Linked DNA regions of Homo sapiens: region 2 is linked to region 1. Evidence: chromatin loops called from intact Hi-C (ENCODE). Cell type or tissue: chondrocyte. All regions are shown on one strand. Links, peaks and the distances in the headings refer to the core of each region. The heading gives the core; the rest is flanking DNA.

Region 1 (10,165 bases), core at 924-8,923:
CATACACAAAAGTAGAGGAGAGATAATATAAAGCCCTACACATCCACCCCCTGCCATCAGTAATTACCAGCATTGGGGCTGCACCATCTTCCACCACACGTGGCTTCAGAACAATGCCCAAATCCAAGCATGACAAGGAAGTCCCTAACCAAAACTGCCAAGAAAGGCCTGGAATTGAAACAACACCTGATAGAAGAGCTTCGGAAACGTGTGGACACTGATAAGTACCTTTCCATCTCTCTGTGGCCAACACGTGGAACAGCAAGCTGAAGGACATCCGGAATGCCTGGAAGCACAGCCGGATGTTCTTTGGCAAAAACAAGGTGATGATGGTGGCCTTGGGTCGGAGCCCATTGGGTGAGTGCAAAGACAACCTGCACCAGGTCAGCAAAAGGTTGAGGGGTGAAGCGGATCTCCTGTTCACCAACCACTGGAAGGAGGAGGTGAATGAGTGGTTCACAGAATACACGGAAATGGACTTCAGCTGAGCTGTAACAAAGCAGCTTTCACCGTGAGCCTGGACCCAGGGCCCCTGGAGCAGTTCCCCACCCCATGAAGCCACAGCTGAGGCAGCCGGGCCTGCCCACCACCTTTGAGAGAGGTGTGGTGACCCTGCTGTCCGACAATGAGGTGTGCAAGGAGGGCCACCTGCTGGCCCCGGAGCAGGCTGGTGTTCTGATGCTTTCTGGGTATGAGATGGCTGAATTTAAGGTGACCATCAAATACATGTGGGATGTACAGTCAGGAAGGGTCCAGCAGATGGGAGACGACCTGCCAGAGAGCTCATCCAACTCAGCAGAAGAATCAAGACTCAGACGATGATGACTGAAAGGGACTCAGGACTGAAGGTCTCCTGGAACCTTCTGGATCTCACTGGACCACACAGGACTACTGCCACTCCTCTAGAGAGAGCAGCTTATTTGGCTTTTGACAGGGAGTGATGGGCACTGACTGTTCCTGTAAAGAATAAAGCTTTGCAGGATGTCAAATAAAATTTTTTTAAAAAATTACCAGCGTTGTTCAGTTTTGCTTCATGTATTGTTCCCCTCCCAGCTTTTGTCTATTGCTTTGCTAGAGTATTTAAAGGAAATCCCAGAAGACAACACATCATTTTATCCGTATTTGATTCTTTGTATTCCACCAACATAAGGACATTTTATTTATTCATTCATTTATTTATTTATTTTGTTGAGACGGGGTCTCACTGTGACCCAGGCTGGAGTGCAATGGCCATCATGGCTCACTGCAGCCTCCTGAGTAGCTGGGACTACGGGCAGCACCACCATGCCTGGCTAGGTTTTAAAATTTTCTGTAGAGCTGAGGTCATGCTATGTTGCCCAGGCTGGTCTCAAACGCCCGGGCTCACATGATTCTCCCGCCTCAGCCTCCCAAAGTGCTGGGATTACAGGCATGAGCCACCACACTCAGCCAATAAATTTTTAAAAAATTATCATTATCACGCCCAACAAAATTAACAGTACTCCCTTAATAACTAACCCCTTGTCAGTTTTTCAATTTCTCTTGTCTCAAAATGTCTTTTGCCAGGTGGCTTGTTCGAGTCAGGATTCAGACTTTGCGGTTGCTTCTGCTGTGTCTCCAAGTCCCTTTTGACCTGGACTCCCTCTTTGGTGACTTCCTGTCTGGTGCTGCAGTTCCTGCGTGCTGAGCACCTCTCCTTGCCCACTCAATCAGCGCCTGAGACAACACTCTGAAAACTGCATACACATACAGAGTCTAGGGGTTGGGGGGTGACCACGTCTTCTTTCTGCCTTGAAGATTAGACACCTGTGTGCTGGAGCAACCAGGATGACCACAAAGCAAGACACACAGGCACCCACACCAGGGCAGGTGACGGCGGCTCAATGCATGGATTCACAGCCGGGCTGCACCCCAGTGCTTGGGCCCGCGGCTCTCCAGGGGCGCCACTTTCTGCCCCTGCCCCGCCAACTCCCACCAAACAACCAAAGGAGCACAACCAAAACAGAACACGGCACTTCCAAACAGCAGATCCTAATCCAGGGCAGCCTAGCCTTGCCTCCCGAGGTACAAGAGCAGGGATTCATGAGACCCCGATGATGTGGCGGCCAGCGATGGCCATCCTTTCTAGGACTCACGGGTCTGAGGCAGGAGAATAGGGTATGGAGGCAGATCACCTAAGGCCGTTTCACGCGGACTTCCTAGAACTATATTGAAAGGAAAACTCTTAACTTTCCACGCCTAAGTAACAAAAGGACCAGAGGTTACTCTTTGCAAACCCCCCACCTTTTCTGTGGGGCCGAAGGGAAACTGGCTGTCCACAACCAATCAGACTGATTGCCACCAGTCTTCCTTTGCATAGAAGTCCAACTTTGTAACTTTCACTTTAGCCTCTTAACGTTAGCTTTTTGCAACCAATCAGATGTTTGCGCAGGAGTGTGACCTTTGTAACTTCACTTCAGCCTCTGGTTGGCTGCTTTCCGCAACCAATCAGACCGATTATGGGCCACCACTTTATTTACATGAAGGGAGCACATGAGTGGCCAATGGGAAACCTCTAGCGGGTATTTGGACCGAGAAGATTGTATAACGCAGCCCTTGAGCCTGCTCAGGCCGCTCCCACACTGTGGAGACTACTTTCGTTTTCAATAAATCCCTGCTTTAGTTGCTTCCTTTTTTCCTTGCTTTGCAGCACGTTTTGTCCAATTCTTTGTTCAAAACGCCAACCTGGACAACTTGCAGTTAGGACCCTCTACCGGTAACACGACCCCTTCCCTTGTATGAGTTCATTTGATGTTCACCACCTACAAGGCCCCAGGGCTAATATGAGCTCTACTTTTCAGATGAGGAAACTGAGGCACAGAGCGGTAAAGTACCATGAGTCTGGTGGACAGACCCTTAAACTCAGGCCGCCCTGCGGCGGTGCCCTTTCTTTACGCCAGAGCGGGGGTGCCGGGACATATATGAGCACCCTGGGGAAGCCCCCAGGAGAAACAGGAAGGACTGGCTTTAGGAGGAGAGGGACGGCAGAGGGTAGGGGGTAGAGGCAAAAAGCCAGGGGCGCAGCGGCGGAGCTCTGGCGCTGGAGCCAAGGTATAGGGGCAGCGGGGCTGCGGCGGGGACCAGCCTCCCCAGCCGGGCCTCCTCCCCACCTGCGCTTCTGTGCATCGGAAGTGGGCTCGCTCCGTTGCCCCCTTCCGCCTCCAACCCCTGAAAAGCAAGACGAGGCTGAGCTCGGAGCACCGAACTGCCCCCAGAGCGCCCGGCCGCCCCCACAGCTCGCGCCGAGCGCGGACTCCCCAAGCCAGACGTTTCCTCCTGAGGTCCCCCCGCAGAGGGGTCGCCATTCCTGCTTTTGCCTGCGCCGCGAAAGCGGGCTGTTTTCGCCTCCGTCCGCCCCGCGTGGACTCGCCAGCAGCGCCGCCTCCCACCGCGACCGCAGCCTCGGCCCAGCCGCCACAGCAGTTGTCTCGATCCGGATTTCTCCTAGGCCGGCGCCTCTTGGTGCTGCCTGGGAACCCCGCAGACGCGCGCCTCAGGACCCCTGAAACACGCGCCGGCGGGGACCCCCAGTTCTGCACCCGCAGTCACGAGGCCCCGCCAGGGTGGCGACGGTTCGCTTCTGCCCGGGCCTCCCCTGTGGCTCCGAGCGCGGAGGGGAAGGTGCGGGCACCCCACTCCCTGGGGGGACTGGACTCCGTACACACGCGCCGGGCCTCGCGCCCCGAAAGGAGGCTCTGGGGCCGCCCCGCTCCTCTGGGCATTTTCTGGCACCGAAAGTGCGGAGCGAGCCCCCCAGCCGAGCACGGCTGACTAGGTTTCCCTGGCACAGGCTGCAGGCTGCTTGCCCGGCGCTGACTCCTTTCCCAGCGACTCCCGAGGGGCGGCTGTCCTCTTGCTCGGAGCCGGCGTCCCCAGCAGCGCGCCCAGGCCCTCCGTGTGGCCCGCTCATTCCCGCGGCCCGCCGGGCCGACTCCGCCGACGGCCCATGCAGACGGCCTCAGGCCCGGCGATCTGGTATTCACAGCGCAAAATGGCATTTGAATATTCATTGTGCGCATGCAGCATTTTCCAGAGAACACACAAAGATCTCTCACCACAATTATCTTGCTCCAGCTTTAAAATATTAGCTGTCACTTCTTTCACGAATCTTGTGAGAAAGTAAAGTCTTTTTTTCTTAAATTCTTTTTCCCTTGAACGCAATTACCACCTCATTCATGGCTCTTTGTGGCCACCTAATCTTGGGATTATGCCAGTGACATGACCACAAAGCAGCATGACTGACGTACCTGACAGCTCTGGCTGGTGACACGGCGGCCACAGTGAGAGGCAGCCTTTGTGGAATGAGTTCCACTGCCGCCCGCCTCGCAGGGAAGCCGGGCAGGAAGGTGTAGCCGAGAGCCGCCAGGGGACCATCCCCACCCGCGGGGACGCTTGCTTTTAACTCGAGGGCCCTGCGCACTGAGGAGCAAGGATGCCGGGGCACACCCACCTGATTCCCCCATTGTTGCCCAACATAAAACGTCTGCACCCCCATTTGGTTTGTGACTATACAGTAAAGCAACCAGGTCTGGGGACTTGGGTCCCACGGTGGAGGCCCTAGTCAGCCTTCCCCAGGCCCTCCCCACGACCGCCCTAGCCCGGTACCAATGCAAGCCCTGTGCAGCCACGCCAAGTGCAGGCACAACACAACACGTGCTGGCAGCAGATCCACTCAATTGTGCATGCACCCGGCCCCATGAAGACCCCACACTTTTGATTCCAGCTTAGCACATGGGAACTTACCTGGGATCAGCCATTCACAGGGCTTCACTAGCTTCTGGTGTGTTGGGTTGGTTATATTCTCTGACTTTCGTTCTCTCCTCCACCTTCTCTTTTCAGACCACAGAAATAATACATATTATTCAAAAATCAAACGTGATAGACATAACGTGAACAATAAACATCCTGCCATCCGCCTTCCCAAAGGCACCCTGCTTTCTCTGCCTGCAGATGTTCCCTGAAGTGTTCTTGGTGCACCTGCATCCAACATGAGTAATTTTCCTTACAGAAAAGGATCACACTATACATACTGTTTACACCTTTTTAATTTTATTCTCTTGGTCATCTTTGCATGATTAACATATTTTAGTAACTGATCTTTAATCAGTTTTAGGGGTAGCCTCAGGCTTAGGCTCTGGAAGGGAACTGGCACATCACCCTCCTTAGCACCCAAGAAAACAATGGCCTTCTTCATGGTCTAAATAACTGGAAACATTTAAAACCAATTAGGTGGCTTAAGATTGCTATTAAACTAACAGAAAGAGGGAAAAACATTTGTCGTGCAATACAGTAACCAGCAGCCACACCACCGAAAGTATCCAAGCAAGAGCGGGTGCTGGACAGCAGCCCTGAGCTAAAACCTGAGAGATGACAGGGTGCTGGCAGCCCTCGCTCACTCTTGGCGCCTCCTCGGCCTCAGCGTCCACTCTGGCTGCGCTTGAGGAGCCCTTCAGCCCGCCGCTGCACTGTTGGAGCCCCTCTCTGGGCTGGCCGAGGCCGGAGCCGGCTCCCTGTGCTTGTGTGGAGGTGTGGAGGGAGACGCGTGGGCGATACTGGGGCTGTGCGCTGCGCTCGTGGGCCAGCACGCGTTCCGGGTGGGCGTGGGCTTGGCGGCCCTGCACTCGGAGCGGCCGGCCTCGGGCAGTGAGGGGCTTAGCACCCAGGCCAGCAGCTGCAGAGGGTGCACCGGGTCCCCCAGCAGTGCTGGCCCGCCGGTGCTGCACTCGAATTCTCACGGGGCCTTAGCTGCCTCCTCGCAGGGCAGGACTCGGGACCTGCAGCCCCCCATGCTCGAGCCTCCCCCCTGCCGTGGGCTCCTGCGCAGCCGAGCCTCCCGGACGAGCGCCGCTCCCTGCTCCGTGGCGCCCTATCCCATCAACCGCCCAAGGGCTGAGGAGTGCGGGGCGCAGGGCGCGGGACTGGCGGGCAGTTCCACCTGCGCCCCACTGTGGGATCCACTAGGTGAAGCCAGCTGGGCTCCTGAGTCTAGTGGGGACTTGGAGAACCTTTATGTCTAGCTAAGGGATTGTAAATACACCAGTCAGCACTCTGTGTCTAGCTTAAAGTTTGTAAACACACCAATCAGCACCCTGTGTCTAGCTCAAGGTTTGTAAATGCACCAATCAGTGCTCTGTGGGGACTTGGAGAACTTTTGTGTCTAGCTCAGGGATTGTAAACACACCAATCAGCACCCTGTCAAAACGGACCAATCAGCTTTCTGTAAAACAGACCAATCAGCTCTCTGTAAAATGGACCAATCAGCAGGATGTGGGTGGGGCCAGATAAGGGAATAAAAGCAGGCTGCCCGAGTCAGTAGTGGCAGCCCACTGAGGTCCCCTTCCAGGGTGTGGAAGCTTTGTTCTTTTGCTGTTTGTAATAAATCTTGGCTGCTGCTCACTGTTTGGGTCTGCACTGCTTTTATGAGCTGTAACACTCACCGTGAAGGTCTGCAGCTTCACTCCTGAGCCAGCGAGACCACAAACCCACCAGAAGAAAAAAACTCCGAACACATCCGAACAAACCCCGGACACACTGCCTTTAAGAACTGTAACACTCACCACGGGAGTCCACGGCTTCATTCTTGAAGTCAGTGAGACCAAGAGCCCACCAATTCCGGACACAAAACGACCACAGAAATCTGTCCAGGTCTTTTTCTCACAGAGGACCTCCAAGGTGACCAGCCCAGAAGATAACTACATTGTTTTGCTTGCTCAGCTTCCGTTTTCTCACGGTGTACACCAAATTAGAACACACTTCGTGTGCAAAGCTGACATTCCTGTGTGAAGCTACCTGGCTATTCTGACAACTCATATGCTGTGCTGGTGAGAGAAAATTTCAGTTTTGTTTCTAATTGGAAATGAGTAACTGAAATTGTTCTCCCATATTTTTTTCTGGGACTCTGTTTTATTTCTACATGTGATTCACCTGGAAGATATTTTGGGCTAACCCATCTCTTTCTCACTGAAGTGTTGCCACTTACCATCTAAATTTCTGTGTGTATTTGGGTCTTTCTGGATTCCATTCTGTTTCACTGATCTTTTCATAAGCCAGTCTCACCCAGGCTGCTTTAATTACTGTTAGGACTGCATGTGGCTCCACGAGTTTCCACTGAGAGAAGACCTGGGATTCCAGCAGGCAGAGGCTGACATACAAGCTTAGTTGTTGCCATGTTTCTTCGTAATAGCTTCCCTCCTGAATTAAACCCAACCACAAAACGTGGCAGAAATGGACCACCAGCAGAAGATGACACATGTGAATCCTGAGGACTGGTCTCTTCCAGAGAGAAAGCCTAGGACGAGGTGGAGGCTCCCACCATTTCTTCGAGGGAGCACACATTTCCTCACCTTGATGTCAGCACCAGGAGGCTGACAGTGACATCCTGTGTGGTGGGCCCGGGAGAACCAGATGCCATCACTCTCCCTCTGCAGCACATCCTGGCTGTCCTGTTGGCACCACCATGCCAACCTAAGAACCAGTTTTCTACTTGAATCAACACCTTGTAGCTATCATTATTGGAATGGCATTAAATGTAGAAATTGGTTTAGGGAGAATTGACAGCTTTAGTTATTGTTATCTTCTACTTTAACACAAAATATGCGTTCCTCATAAGCTTCACAGTCCCAAGGTAAAATCGGGCTAATGGGTAAAGGAGAGTTTGGGGCTCACTACTCAAAATCTATGCAACTTTGTAACTAACACCAAGAAGAATTGGGCCAAAGCGGTAGCTCATGCTTGTAATCCCAGCACTTTGGGAGGCCAAGTTGGAAGGATTCATTGAGCCCAGGAGTTTGAGACCAGCCTGGGCAACATAGCAAGACCCCTTCTCTACAAAAAATACAAAAATCAGCCAGGTGTGGTAGTGCACCCCTGTAGTCCCAGCTACTAGAGAGGCTGAGGAGGATGGATCACTTCAGCCCAGGAGTTCAAGGTCACAGTGAGCTATGATCGTGCTACTGCACTCCGGCCTGGGTCACAGAGTGAGATCCTGTCTCTCAAAAAAAAAAAAAATAAGGAAAAATTGCCATACCAACCCTCATAAAATTCTGGCACAGTTAAAAAGACATGTAAAATCTTAATATAGATATATGCTAAATGCAGGGTGTTTTTGTTTTTGTTTTGTTTTGTTTTTTAAGATGGAGTCTCACTCTGTCTCCCAGGCTGGAGTGCAGTGGCACGATGTTGGCTCACTGCAAGCTCCACCTCCCAGGTTCACGCCATTCTCCCACCTGAGCCTCCCAAGTAGCTGGGGACTATAGGCGCCCAGCACCACACCCGGCTAATTTTGTTTTTGTATTTTTAGTAGAGACGGCATTTCACCGTGCTAGCCAGGATGGTCTCAATCTCCTGACCTCGTGATCCAACCCCCTCGGCCTTCCAAAGTTCTGGGATTACAGGTGTGAGTCCGGCCAGCTAAATGTAGGATTTAAACAAAGGACAGGCCACGCTCAGACCCAGTGACGGCAGGGATGGGCAGCTGGGCCACTATCCGTGTCTGGGAGAGTTCCTAACAAGCTACTGAAACAGCGTGGGAGGCTGGGCACCTGCAGAGCTCCCCCTCCACTGGGGGAAATGCTGCCTGGACTGGTGCGGCCCCAGCCCCATCCCCACTCATGGGTGCTGTTCATGCTACGGAAGAAGGCCCCCAGTGCAGTCCGGTAAGTTACTCCTACTCAAGTCTCCGATGTGCTCCAGAGGAACCTGACAGTTTCCTTTGTATACACTTCACACATTTCTAAACTTATTTCTGCTGTTTTGTCTTCCGCTGTTTTCTGGTCGTTCATTATTTCCTTATGTATAGGAAGACTATTGATTTGTATGTATCAATTAGGCACCGTCGCATTCCTAGGTACACATCTCTTACTGCTTATCATTTCCAGGAGGAATTCTCTTGGAATTCCCTATCAACAATGAAGTCAGCTGTGAATGACATGTTGGCTTCCCTCTTTCAGATCTTTCGCAGCTCATCTCTTCCCGTCCTCCAGGGCCAGGTGGCCATCAGAGGCCCCTCCTGCCATGTGGTATGCAGCTGTGGTGAACAGTCCTGGCCTGCTCCCGACTTCAGTTTTAAGCGTCTCTTCACTCACATGGTGTGTGTTTGGCTTGAAATATAAATGCACTGCTATGTTAAACTAGTGTCCACATCCTCTTGACATTTCCATTGCCTAAAGACACAGAGGCCTCCCTGGACATTGCATCCATTTTCTCACAAGGTCTGAGCCCCACCACACGCTGGTTCTGCTCTGGGCACCAAGGCTTTGGGGGTGACCACAGCCCTGGTCCCTACTTCACGGTACTTCTGGTTTAATCAGCAGAACAGACGCTCAACAGAGAATCGTCCAGCAGTTCCTCACTAGTGGGTGGGCCATCTTCCCTGAGGACCTGGCAGGCAGGAAGGAGACATCCTCCTGCTGGGGAAGGTGTCCTGGTAGAAGACAGGAGGTGATGGGGCCCAAGTTGGGAAGAAGCTGCCCCACTCCAGGGGTATGAGGGCGGATGTGACATGAGGAGCAAGTGAGGGGAAACGAGGCTGCAGAGACACAGGACGAGGGCGAGCAGGCTCCACCAGCAGAGCACATGGAGCTCTCTAGACACTTCCATAAAGACAGGGCCAGGGTGGCTGCTGAAGACCAACTTCCAAGACTGAAAAAGTACACGTCGCACAGACAGAGGTGGCCTCTGCAAAACTGTGATATGGCAAGGCCTGGCCTCTGCACCCTCCCCAGATCTCCCAGCAGCCTTTCTGTCCACGTGGGACACATCCTGAGGACGCCCCTGGGAGTCTGCTCAGATGATGTGCGTTCCTTCCCTGCCCTGCCTCAGCGTCTCGTGCACGGCAAGGCATAAATGACCGCCTCTCCTCACACTGATTCGACAGAAGGGCGATTTCATGGGGCAACCAAAACGTAAGCAGAATCTGGCTGCACCCAGTGGGGATGGGGCTGGGGGAGTCCTTCCCCCTCTTAAGTCATACTGGGAAGAGGGCTGCCTGGCCTGGCTCTCCATGCCAACATGCTCACAGAACCTACCCGCCAGTGACATGTGCTCCTGTGCATCTTCTGGGTGGGTACAGGACACAGCAGGATGAGAACTGTCATGAACACACCAGGGAGGATTCTGGCTCCAACCGCGGCTTCACTTGCTCAACTCT
Region 2 (10,165 bases), core at 1,387-9,386, 49 kb before region 1:
GTGGCTCACACCTGTAATCCCAGCACTTTGGGAGGCTGAAGTGGGTGGATCACGAGCTCAAGAGATCAAGACCATCCTGGCCAACATGGTGAAATCCCGTCTCTACTAAAAATAAAAAAATTAGCTAGGTGTGGTGGCAGGTGCCTGTAGTCCCAGCTACTCAGGAGGCTGAGGCAGGAGAACCACTTGAACCCAGGAGGCGGAGGTTGCAGTGAGCCGAGATTGTGCCACTGCACTCCAGCCTGGCAACAGAGCAAGGCTCCATCTCAAAAAAAGAAAAGAAGAAAAAGAAGAAGAAACTGCTGCAGCATATTTTCTACTGAAGTCAATAAATTACTTTCTCTGAGCAGACTATGAAATTTCTAGAGTCAGCAAGATTTCTAATCATTCTTTCTAGGAAAATAACATGTGTACATGCTTACATACATATATTAAATCATGCCCAGTGAAGAGATTATTTAAATAATTAACTTGCACTCTTCTATAGATGCAATACAGAGTATTGTGGTAAAAGTCTCCACCCATGCAACAAAAACAACGTTGAAATTTGATAATTAATTAAATTAATCATTATGAAAAATAAAACACAATGTATGTTGAGGATTGAATTATTCATATTGACTAATCTACAATAATTACAGATATTCAGCTCAATTTGTATATTATAGACATGACATCATAACTTGAATATAAGCTTCTGGTTTTTATTTTGTTAATTACATTGTTTAATATAACAAGATTAACATTGAAATAATTCCCCAAATCATAGATACACAGCAGTTATATCTACACTTGTACATATATCTATTTTTTTCTAGGGAGGCCATTGTCAATGAGTTACATTTCCTTGCAGACATTTTTAGTAGACAGAGCTGGAAACATGAATTTTTCAAAATCATGAGTGAAGCTAATACTTCTGATTTAAATTTAACTTCAAAACGACTTTACCTAATACTTGGATTTCACCTTTGCATCATAATATTTTATCTTCTAAAAATCTTATTTGATAAGAACTGTAACCTAATTTATTTGCTTTATCAAGATATATATGTAAAAATTGTGAATACATTTAATACACATATAAAATACACACGTACCCATGCATTTATATTATATGTTTTATATCTAAAATGGTTTATCTATTATATATGCAATGGTTTAGCAGTTAGCAATCCCATGTTCCTACGAATGACAAGACTACTGAATGAGGTTAAAGTTCCATCTCCTTACAGGTCTGCTGCTGTCTAGAAGATTTCCATTAAGGATGGGTAGTGTAAATACTGTGTTCTAAAGTCTCTTAAAATAACCATTTTCTCTGGGTGCATATGTCAACAACCACACAGGTTCATTCATTTCAGTTTCTTTTTAATTTTTAGGAGTTGTTCTTGCTTTTTGTATTTTAAAAATATATATGGTACTTACCTGACCCCAAAGTCATAATCCTATTGCACGCTCTATTGAAAGAAGCCTCCATCTCACATCCTTGTCCTCTTCACTCTGTCCCTTCCCTCCCGGGCAGATTTTGGTTTATCCTCCAGTGTTTCTTTTTATGAATACAAGCAAGTTGCTAGAACATACTCATGTTTCTCTTCCTTTCTTAGCAAAAGTGAGCATCGAATACACACACTTCTGCATCTTGATTTCCCACTTAACCACGTTCTGAGCTCTCCCTTTTCATCCTTGCATAGCAGTCCCTGGCCCACCTCGGGGTCTCGGCCCCACTGTGGGCAGACTGTGGTTCACCCAGCCAGACCCCTGCTCATAAAGAGCTTTTGCGTTTACAAATGAAGCCACGATGAGTGCTTCATGTGCCTGAGTTACTTGGTATTTGTACCTGTGTAGCTTTAGAATCGAGTCCTAAAACATTGTTAACATGAAATTTAAGTGAAATGTCTGATAGTTAAAAGAATCTCAAAACTTAATTTTGAAACTAAAATGAGCCTAAAACATTTTCCTAGCTCTTTTCCCTCCAAGCCTGGTCTATGGCATGCACAGCTTCTCAGACTCCTGCGGGGCTCTGGCCCCAGGGCCCTTGCACAAAGGGACCACAGTGGCCCGGTGATCTGGCTGGGCAGGACACAGTCTCCTCTGGGGAGCGAGAAGGGCAGTTCATTTCTAGAGGACGCCTCAGTGGCAAAACACAGAAACATTTCTCCTAAATACAAGAAGTAAGCTGAAAAAAATTAGGAATCAGGTTACAACTTTTATGTCATTCACATCCTTTAGTGAGGTAATAATTATTGCAGAACTATAAATACAAAGAAGAAAACACATACTATACAATTCACAAAATGTAATACATGCATATGGAGGAATATCTCATTTTCATCATGGTATTTATATTTGGCATGTCATCCTTATACCTGCATGCTATGAAGAGTTACGTTATAGAAAACAGAATTTTCTTAGCTAACAGCATGACTTGGAAAATAGTATTGCTTCTTTATTCCATGAAATCTCTTTCTTCCCTTTCTCCCCTTTCTCTGATGGCCTTTGTTTAAAAGTCACAGGTAAGAACTATTAACTCCAGTTCCTTCCACAGTAATTCCACAGTCAGCCTCCAGGAGCCAGGCCTCCCTGCGCGGTGCCTCCCACGCCAATCAGTAAATATGCAATGGGTTTTTACAGTGGCATCATTTAAACCCACAGGCATACATGAGAGTTGTGATCAACAAATAAGGGCACCAAAGTTCAGAAGGATTTATTTTCTCCCTGCCAGAGTGTACCTGGCTCACAGTTTTCCCCTGGGAGCAAGGTGAGCCTTTCAGGCATTTGAAAAGCTCCATCAGGTTTTCGGGGCATGCGGGGCACTGTGTCGTAGCTGGGGGTGTGCTGGGGAGGAGAGAGGGGTGTGGCTTCCAGGTGCTGCTTGCCTCTGACCCATGGTCCAGCAGCTCTGGGCCCTTGGCCTGCAGTGGAGGTGAGAATGACTGATCTGGCAGCATCCCCTGGGTGCTGAATGTGGGAGAGTTTATGCGAGGGCAGTCTTTGGGATGAAGGCCCTGTGGAAACCTAAGGTGTTTTCACCTCGCACCTTGCTGCGAGTCTGGGGCTTCCTGAGGCTTCCTGAGGCTTCCTGAGTCTTTGCATCCTGAGCCCGACCGTGGCCCTGGGCAGAGCCTGAAGCACACTTGCTGAGCTGTCGGGCCCCAGAGCTGTCGGGAGGGTCTCAGCGAGGTGCGATCATCCTGGGCCAGCACTGCCCAAGGCACTGGTGGACAGCCAGGTGGACTTATTAACCCCTACCTGTGCCAGGCCTTGTGGATACAAAAATAAAGGTGACCCAGCTCTAAAGGAGCCACCAGGGCAAAGGGAGACAAATCAGGGAATAGCAGCTTCCAAGGAGGGGAAGATGCCAGGCACAGATGGGATAGGGTGGGCCCAGGACCCCTAGGTATAAGGGGAGAGCCTCCACCTCCCAGAGGGGCTCCTTCAGCCTTGTTTTTGGGAATGTGTGGCTTAGAACTGACCTCAGAGAGGCTACTCCTGTGCACAGGGGGACCATCCTGGCTGCTTGCTGTAGGGGCTGCTAGCCACCTGTCCATGCCTTACTCTCCCTGGGCCTGGGCTGGGTGACAGAAGCCTGTCTCCTCCACTGACCTGGACTCCGCCTGGCCAGGCTGTCCCCTGAGACACAGCCGAGTGCACATTCGGCCATGGGCCAGCGGCTGCTCCACAGCCAGAGGATGCCTGCATGTGGCTGCTGTAGAGTGGCTGTGGCCGCCCCCAGAGCCCACAGCAAGGGCAGGGCTCCTTGCCAGCTGACCCACCCAGGAGGCCTTACCACTGCTTGTGTCGTTTGGATGCAGGGCAGTGCTGGCTGACAGCAGTGGAGGCTCTGCTGATTCTCACTGCCACCTTCTGAAACCCCTGACCTTGGCAGCCCTCAGTGCCAGAGGAAGGGAGGGGAGGTACCCAGGTGGGAGCCATGTGTTTTGGAGCAGGATTGCTGATCATGACAAAAACAGAGTTTGTCAATTCCAGCTGAACTTTACACAAATGGGTTCACCTACCCGCAGCCATTGTAACAGCAGCAAACACGCACCAAACATCCTAGGGGCTAATGCTCTGCTTCCATGATCTTGCTCATCTCTGAGCCCAACATCTCTGCAGGTAACACCATTCTTCTCCACCCTGGTTTCACTGATGAGGAAACTGAGGCCTATGAGGAGATCAGAAGTGCCCTGTGGCCACTCCAGGCTTCAACATGGGACCGTGGCGCCAAAGCTCAGCCCAGCCACGCACAGGGCTTCTCTGCTGTAGCGAAGCCTTTGGATTCTCCAGTGAGAAGGTAAGGGATCCACGTTTGCCTCTCCGTTTGAGTCTCGAAGGCCCTCTTGGCTCTCCACTGTGGCAGTGTGGGCTCGCCAGTCGGTAGAAGTGTCTTCTCTTTCCCTGGATGCCTGACACCCTGCCCTTGAAGACTCTGGAAAGCAACAGGGAAGCCGACTAGGCCCAGTTCCTGCTGCTCAGAATCCAGCTCCAGCACAAACTACATTCCCAATGCCAAGGATCTCACCAGCATGGCACAGAGTCCGGGTGCCTAACCTGCAGGGAGAGGTGGCAGCTCCAGGAAGCGCAGGCCTGGGTGCACCTTCCGGCTGCACAGAGAAGCCTCAGGGCAGAAGTCTTACCCCCCAGTGAGGGCAGCGCAGCCTCGTGTCCCACTCCTAGCAGGCCCTCTCATCAATCCTTACTCCACCAGCCAGGCCTCCTTGGGCCACATGGCTCCTTGCCGCAAGTCCTTCATGGTTCTGCCTCCACCTCCTCACCTCGTGTACTGACAAGGAAATGTCCTCCCATGCTCCCAGCCTCCCTGGCATCACCAAAGGCTTAGATCCCTAAACCCCATGGCCAATTGCTCCTAGGTCCTCATGCTCCTCACTGCCAGGCCCTTCTGCCTTCACCCCTCCTGGAGACCCCGTAGCAGTCAGCCACATTCCCATGTGAAAGATGTTCAGTGCACACCAGGCTTGCCCTCAGGAGACAGGGCCTCACACCCCCATCACCCCTCCTTCCAGGCACAGCCCCCATCCAGCCATCTGTCATCTTGGCAGTGTGAGGGTCGGGCCCCCTCACCATGGCCAGGACAATTCCAAAGGCCATCCACACCACAGCACTCTGCAGGGATGGGCGGAGGCCACCATGGAGATGGCAGGTGGCCCAGCGTCCCCGGCCCACACTGCTCGTCCCCTTGCTGAGCACCAGCCTCAGTTCCAGAGCCGCTTCCCAAAAAACCCACCTGGGCAGTATCAGCTCTTGCAGGACCTTCTTAACTCCCAGAAGAGTAGAGACTGTCGCCCCGTCTTGCATCCTCTTCTCACCTGACTTGACTTGGCCACCTGAATCCTCGAGGTTCACACTGTCCCGTCCTCAAGAATAACCCTCCAGCCACAGCCTTTCTCCCCAGCTCCACGCGATGCACCCAACCTCTCTTCTCTGTAGGCCCAACTCAACCCCAAGTTAAATATTCCATTCACTCCCACCCGATGGCTAGCCAGGTTCTCCACTTTCATGCCCAGTCAACGAATGCATATTAAGCATCTTCTACCTGTGGGTGATAGCAAAGTAGCCATTTATCCGCACGTCCTCAGGGCCGCATGCATTCTGAGCTCTGTGTGTGTGTTTCGGGCAGCCCTCCCCACCCTCCACGAGCTAGGCGCTGTTACTCCTTCGTTCTTACAGAGGAGAAATGGAGGCTCAGAGGTCAAGCGCCTTGCCCACAGTTACACAGGCAGTGAGGAGAGAGGCAAGATTTCAGCCTGGACAGTTTGGCTCCTAGCCACTAACCTATGCCAGGAACTGCAAGAGGCAGCCACCCAGGGGTCAAGGACAAACTCAGCTGTCTTGTCCAACATGACACTTTCCCCAGCCTCTCAAGTGGAGGTTAATGCTGTCTGCATCCTATTACTCTGTTATTCACTTCACACATTCCACTTTGCATAGGATTGTCTGAATTCTGAGGTATCCCTCCAGTAGACAGAAAGTCCTCATGGCAGGAACTGTCTGTGTCCCCTTTTTCTTTCTATCTCCCTGAACAGGTTCTGTAGGCTCCTAGAAAAAGCACGGGAGACCATGGGCAGTCATAGTTCACATCTGTCATCTGGGAAAAATTATAATTCTGTTCTCTTACACTCTCAAAATCATCACGGTTTGATGTGAAACTGGTAAGCTCTGAGCGGGGTTGGGAGTGCATCAATGCGTTATCTGGCTGTGGTAGCAGATGAGTTATGCAAAATATTTCCGCTGGGGAAAGTGGGTGAGGGCATATGGAATTCTGTTTGTGTTAATTCTTGCAACAGTGTGCAAATCTACAATTATCTCAAAATTAAAAGTTTTTAAAAAATTATCCTGGTTAAAAAAATATATTACATGGTCACCCTAATTTCAACAGCATCCTGTCTGACTCCTCTAATTTTCATCTGTCTTTCCTATTCCTTTTACACAGCAACTAATGTCATGTGCGCCTACCTCTATTCATTTTTATTTTTTACCATCTGCTTCCCCAATAAAGGATGACAACAGAAGTTGTATTTGTCTCTCTTTTTTTGAGACCGAGTCTCTCACTCTGTCGCCCAGGCTGGAGTGAAGTGGCACAATCTCAGCTCACTGCAACCTCCGCCTCCCAGGTTCAAGCCATTCTCCTGCCTCAGGCTCCCGAGTAGCTGGGATTACAGGCACCCACCACCACGTGTGGCTAATTTTTGTATTTTTAGTAGAGATGGGGTTTCGCCATGTTGACCAGGCTGGTCTCGAACTCCTGATCTCAGGTAATCCACTCGCCTCGGCCTCCCAAAGTGCTGGGATTACAGGCCTGAGCCACTGTGCCCGGCCGTATTTGTCTCTTTATTTCAAGCACCTACACGCATGTGGTCTCTGTTCTATGATCACAACAAGGGCAGAGAGGCAATCTCCTCGTCCCCAGCTCACTCCCTGCCCCAGAAGCTGCCAGTGGTTTCCTGTGTCCCCCTCTAGGCTCAGATGGGAAATCAAGGAGCTCCCATCTGTGGAACACCTTTAAAGATCAAATATATTATAGGTGGAAATATAAAGTCCTAATCGTAAGCATACATTAATGGAAAATAACAAATTATTCTACTAAAAGTGAACTCCTAATTTCAACTCCATTTCATTTGCAGCTGGCTCATTTGTTTTATTACTTTCTGGTAGACAGTGACAGACAAGCAACAGCTCCCACCAAAGCCGTAAGAAAGACACCTGAGAAAGGGGGATCATCCCCTTCGAGGGTGGGGCCTCGGCTGTTTGCTTCTAGTGGAGGCGGGTCCAGGGGAGCAGCCGCAGGAGCTGCGGGGTCAGCACACCAGTGGCATATCAGCCCCACCACACACGTGACCGTAGCCCTCGTGGTCTTTGCTTTTGGGCAGCTGAACTCCAAATGCTCGCTGTGTTCTCACCCCCGGCTGTGGGGGCTACAACAAGGAATAGCCACTCTGGAAGCCAGCCTGGCTATTTCTTAAGAAGTTCTGATAGACTCACCTTATGACCCCGCCACTCCACCCCCAGGTATTTACCCAGGAGAAAGGAAACATACAGCAGCCACACCTTATCTCTGTTTCTGCACTTTCAGTTACCCACAGTCACCTGTGGTCTGAAAATGTTACATGGAAAATTCCAGAAATAAACAATTCATGTCTTAAATTCCATGTCATTCTGAGTACCGTCGCTCAGCTTGCCCTGTCCCGCTCGGTCCCAGGTGGGGTGTGAATCCTTCCTTTCTCCAGCATGTCCGTACCGTCATCGCCACCTAGGAGCCGTCTCGGGATGAGATCGACTTGTGTCACGGTACCACAGTGCTTGTGCTCAAGTCACCCTTGTCTTACTTCAGAATGGCCCCAGAGTGCAAGAGTAGTAGTGCTGGCAATTCGGATACGCCAAAGAGAAGCCATCAGTTGCTTCCTTCAAATGAAAAGGTGAACGTTTTTGACTTAATAAGGAAAGAAAAAAATCACACACTGAGCTCTACAGTAAGAACAAAGCGTCTGTGTGTGAAATTGTGAAGAAGAAAAAAGAAATTCATGCTAGTTTTGCTATTGCTCCTCAAACTGCAAAAGTTACAGCCACAGTGTATAGTGCGTGCTTGGCTAAGATGGAAAAAGCATTAAGTTTGTGGATGGAAGTCCTCAGTGGAGACATGTCCCAATGGCCGGCAGTCAGCTTTAGTACTACTGGAGGTTTCAGCCACCCACTGTGGGGGGCATCTTGGAAGGCATCCCCCATGGATAAGAGGGGACGACTGCTTATCCATTTAGACTTGTACACAATTGTTCATAGCAGCTATATTTGTAAGAGTCCCAAACTGTAGACAACCAAATCAATAGATGAATAGAGAAATTGTGGTATAATCAATACAGTGGAATACTACTTGGTCATCAGAAAGAACGATTTATTGACATGCATATTGTGTATGGCCCAGAAGAATTTCAAAACAACACCACGGAATTTTAAAAGCCAGACAAAAAAGAAATATGCCGTATGTTTTCATTTATATAAAAATGCCAACTAATCTCTAATGAGAGAAAACAGACCACCAGTTGTTTGGGGACAGGGTGGGGGGCAGGGAGATGCTGGAGATTAGGACTGGGCAGGAGGGAACTCTGGGGGATGGATGTTGTAAATGAAAAAGTATCTGAAACAGGTCTCAATCAATTTACAAGTTTATTTTGCCAAGGTTAAGGACCTGCCTGGCAGAAGAAAAGACAGAATCCCAGAAGCAGTCCGTGGTCTGTGCCTTTTTCCAAAGACGATTTTGAGGCTTTAATATTTAAAGGGGAAAAGTGGGCTGGAGGGGAAAGAGGAGGGGTATGGTAATCCATATGTTGCAAGAGAAAAGGAGCAGGTAGGGCAATAGTCAAGTATGTACTGGTCTCCTGCTAAGTAAACCAGCACTTTACATAAAAGAAGGTGAACATAGAGTAGCTCCCTGCAGAGACGTTTAACCTGTTATCTGTAGCTATCTGCTTAGGAATAAAAGGAAAGGCAGCTTCTTCAATGACTCAGCTTTCAGCTTGGTATTTTTCCTTTTGGCAGAGTGAATTGGGGGCCCTTTTGCAACATGTTGATTGTCTTGATTATGGTGATGGTTTCACAGGGTTACACCTGTGCCCAAGCTTAGGCAGTTGTACTCTTTAAATTGGGGCAGTTTGGCCGGGCGCGGTGGCTCACGCTTGTAATCCCAGCACTTTGGGAGGCTGAGGCGGGTGGATCATGAGGTCAGGAGTTCGAGACCAGCCTGGCCAACACAGTGAAACCCCATCTGTACTAAAAATATAAAAATTAGCTGGGCGTGGTGGCAGGTGTCTGTAATCCCAGCTACTTGGGAGGCTGAGGCAGGAGAATCACTTGAACCCAGGAGAAAGAGGTGGCAGTGAACTGAGATCATGCCACTGCACTCCAGCCTGGGTGACGGAGCTAGACTCCATCTCAAAAAAAAAAAAAAATTGGTGCAGTTTATTATATGTCAATTACACCATAAGAAAGCTAGGGTTTTTTCGGTTTGTTTTTTTAATCACCAGATCTGCCCCTTACTGGCTAAATGGGAAGATGTTGGACAAGCTCCTGAACCTCACTAAGCTTTCTCACACAGAAATGGCAGCATCTATCACTAGGGCCACTAAATGGGTTGGGGCACAGAGGGCTTCGCAGAGCAGCCATGGAGACTCATTGGTGTGATCGGTCATTAGCACCTCTTTTGTAAAGAACAGCTTTAACGAGCTATAATTCACATGCCACACAATTCACGCATTTAAAGCATGTAATTTGATTGTTTTTACTGTGTCACAGAGCTGTGCAACCAGCACCACACTCAGTTTCAGAATATGTCATCTCACCCCAAAAAGAAATCCTGTGCCCTTTACCTACCTCCCCTACTCACCACCCTCCCCAACCCCCACCCTAGGCAACCTCGAATTTACTCTCTCTGGATTCGTCTATTGCAGACATTTCACAGAAGTGGGGTCATATAACATGCGGACTTTGGCTTATTGACTCAAGCACAAGGCTCTCAAGGTCCGTCTGTGTGGCAGCACGTGGCAGCCCTTCATTCCTGCCTGTGGCTGAATATGCCACAATATGGATGCACTGCATTTTGTTTATCCATTCATCAGCTGATGGACATTTGGGTTGTTCTACTTTTTGGCTATCATGG

What was found. A loop is a pair of places that touch in the nucleus more often than their neighbours do. Peaks named below come from ENCODE experiments on the same cell type or tissue, not always from the same donor. Only the 100,000 strongest peaks of a DNase experiment are listed, where the experiment ranks them.
Region 2: it touches region 1 in a loop (6-fold over the local background); 2 of 110 quality-filtered maps call a loop at or near these places.

The regions. Positions count from the first base shown.
Region 1 is chr18:13,130,438-13,140,602 of GRCh38, reverse strand. It overlaps the pseudogene LOC646203. Among named protein-coding and RNA genes, the nearest start is that of LDLRAD4, 83 kb to the left of the region's middle. RefSeq lists enhancers at 2,299-2,593, 2,602-2,651, 3,766-4,344, 4,345-4,924 and silencers at 3,682-3,801, 3,872-3,921. In chondrocyte, for the core only: no CTCF peak of the experiment used is centred there; DNase peaks (open chromatin) are centred at 3,418, 3,578, 4,486, 5,682 and 2 weaker places.
Region 2 is chr18:13,179,586-13,189,750 of GRCh38, reverse strand. No RefSeq gene overlaps it. Among named protein-coding and RNA genes, the nearest start is that of LDLRAD4, 34 kb to the left of the region's middle. RefSeq lists an enhancer at 8,657-9,291. In chondrocyte, for the core only: no CTCF peak of the experiment used is centred there; DNase peaks (open chromatin) are centred at 3,661 and 4,618.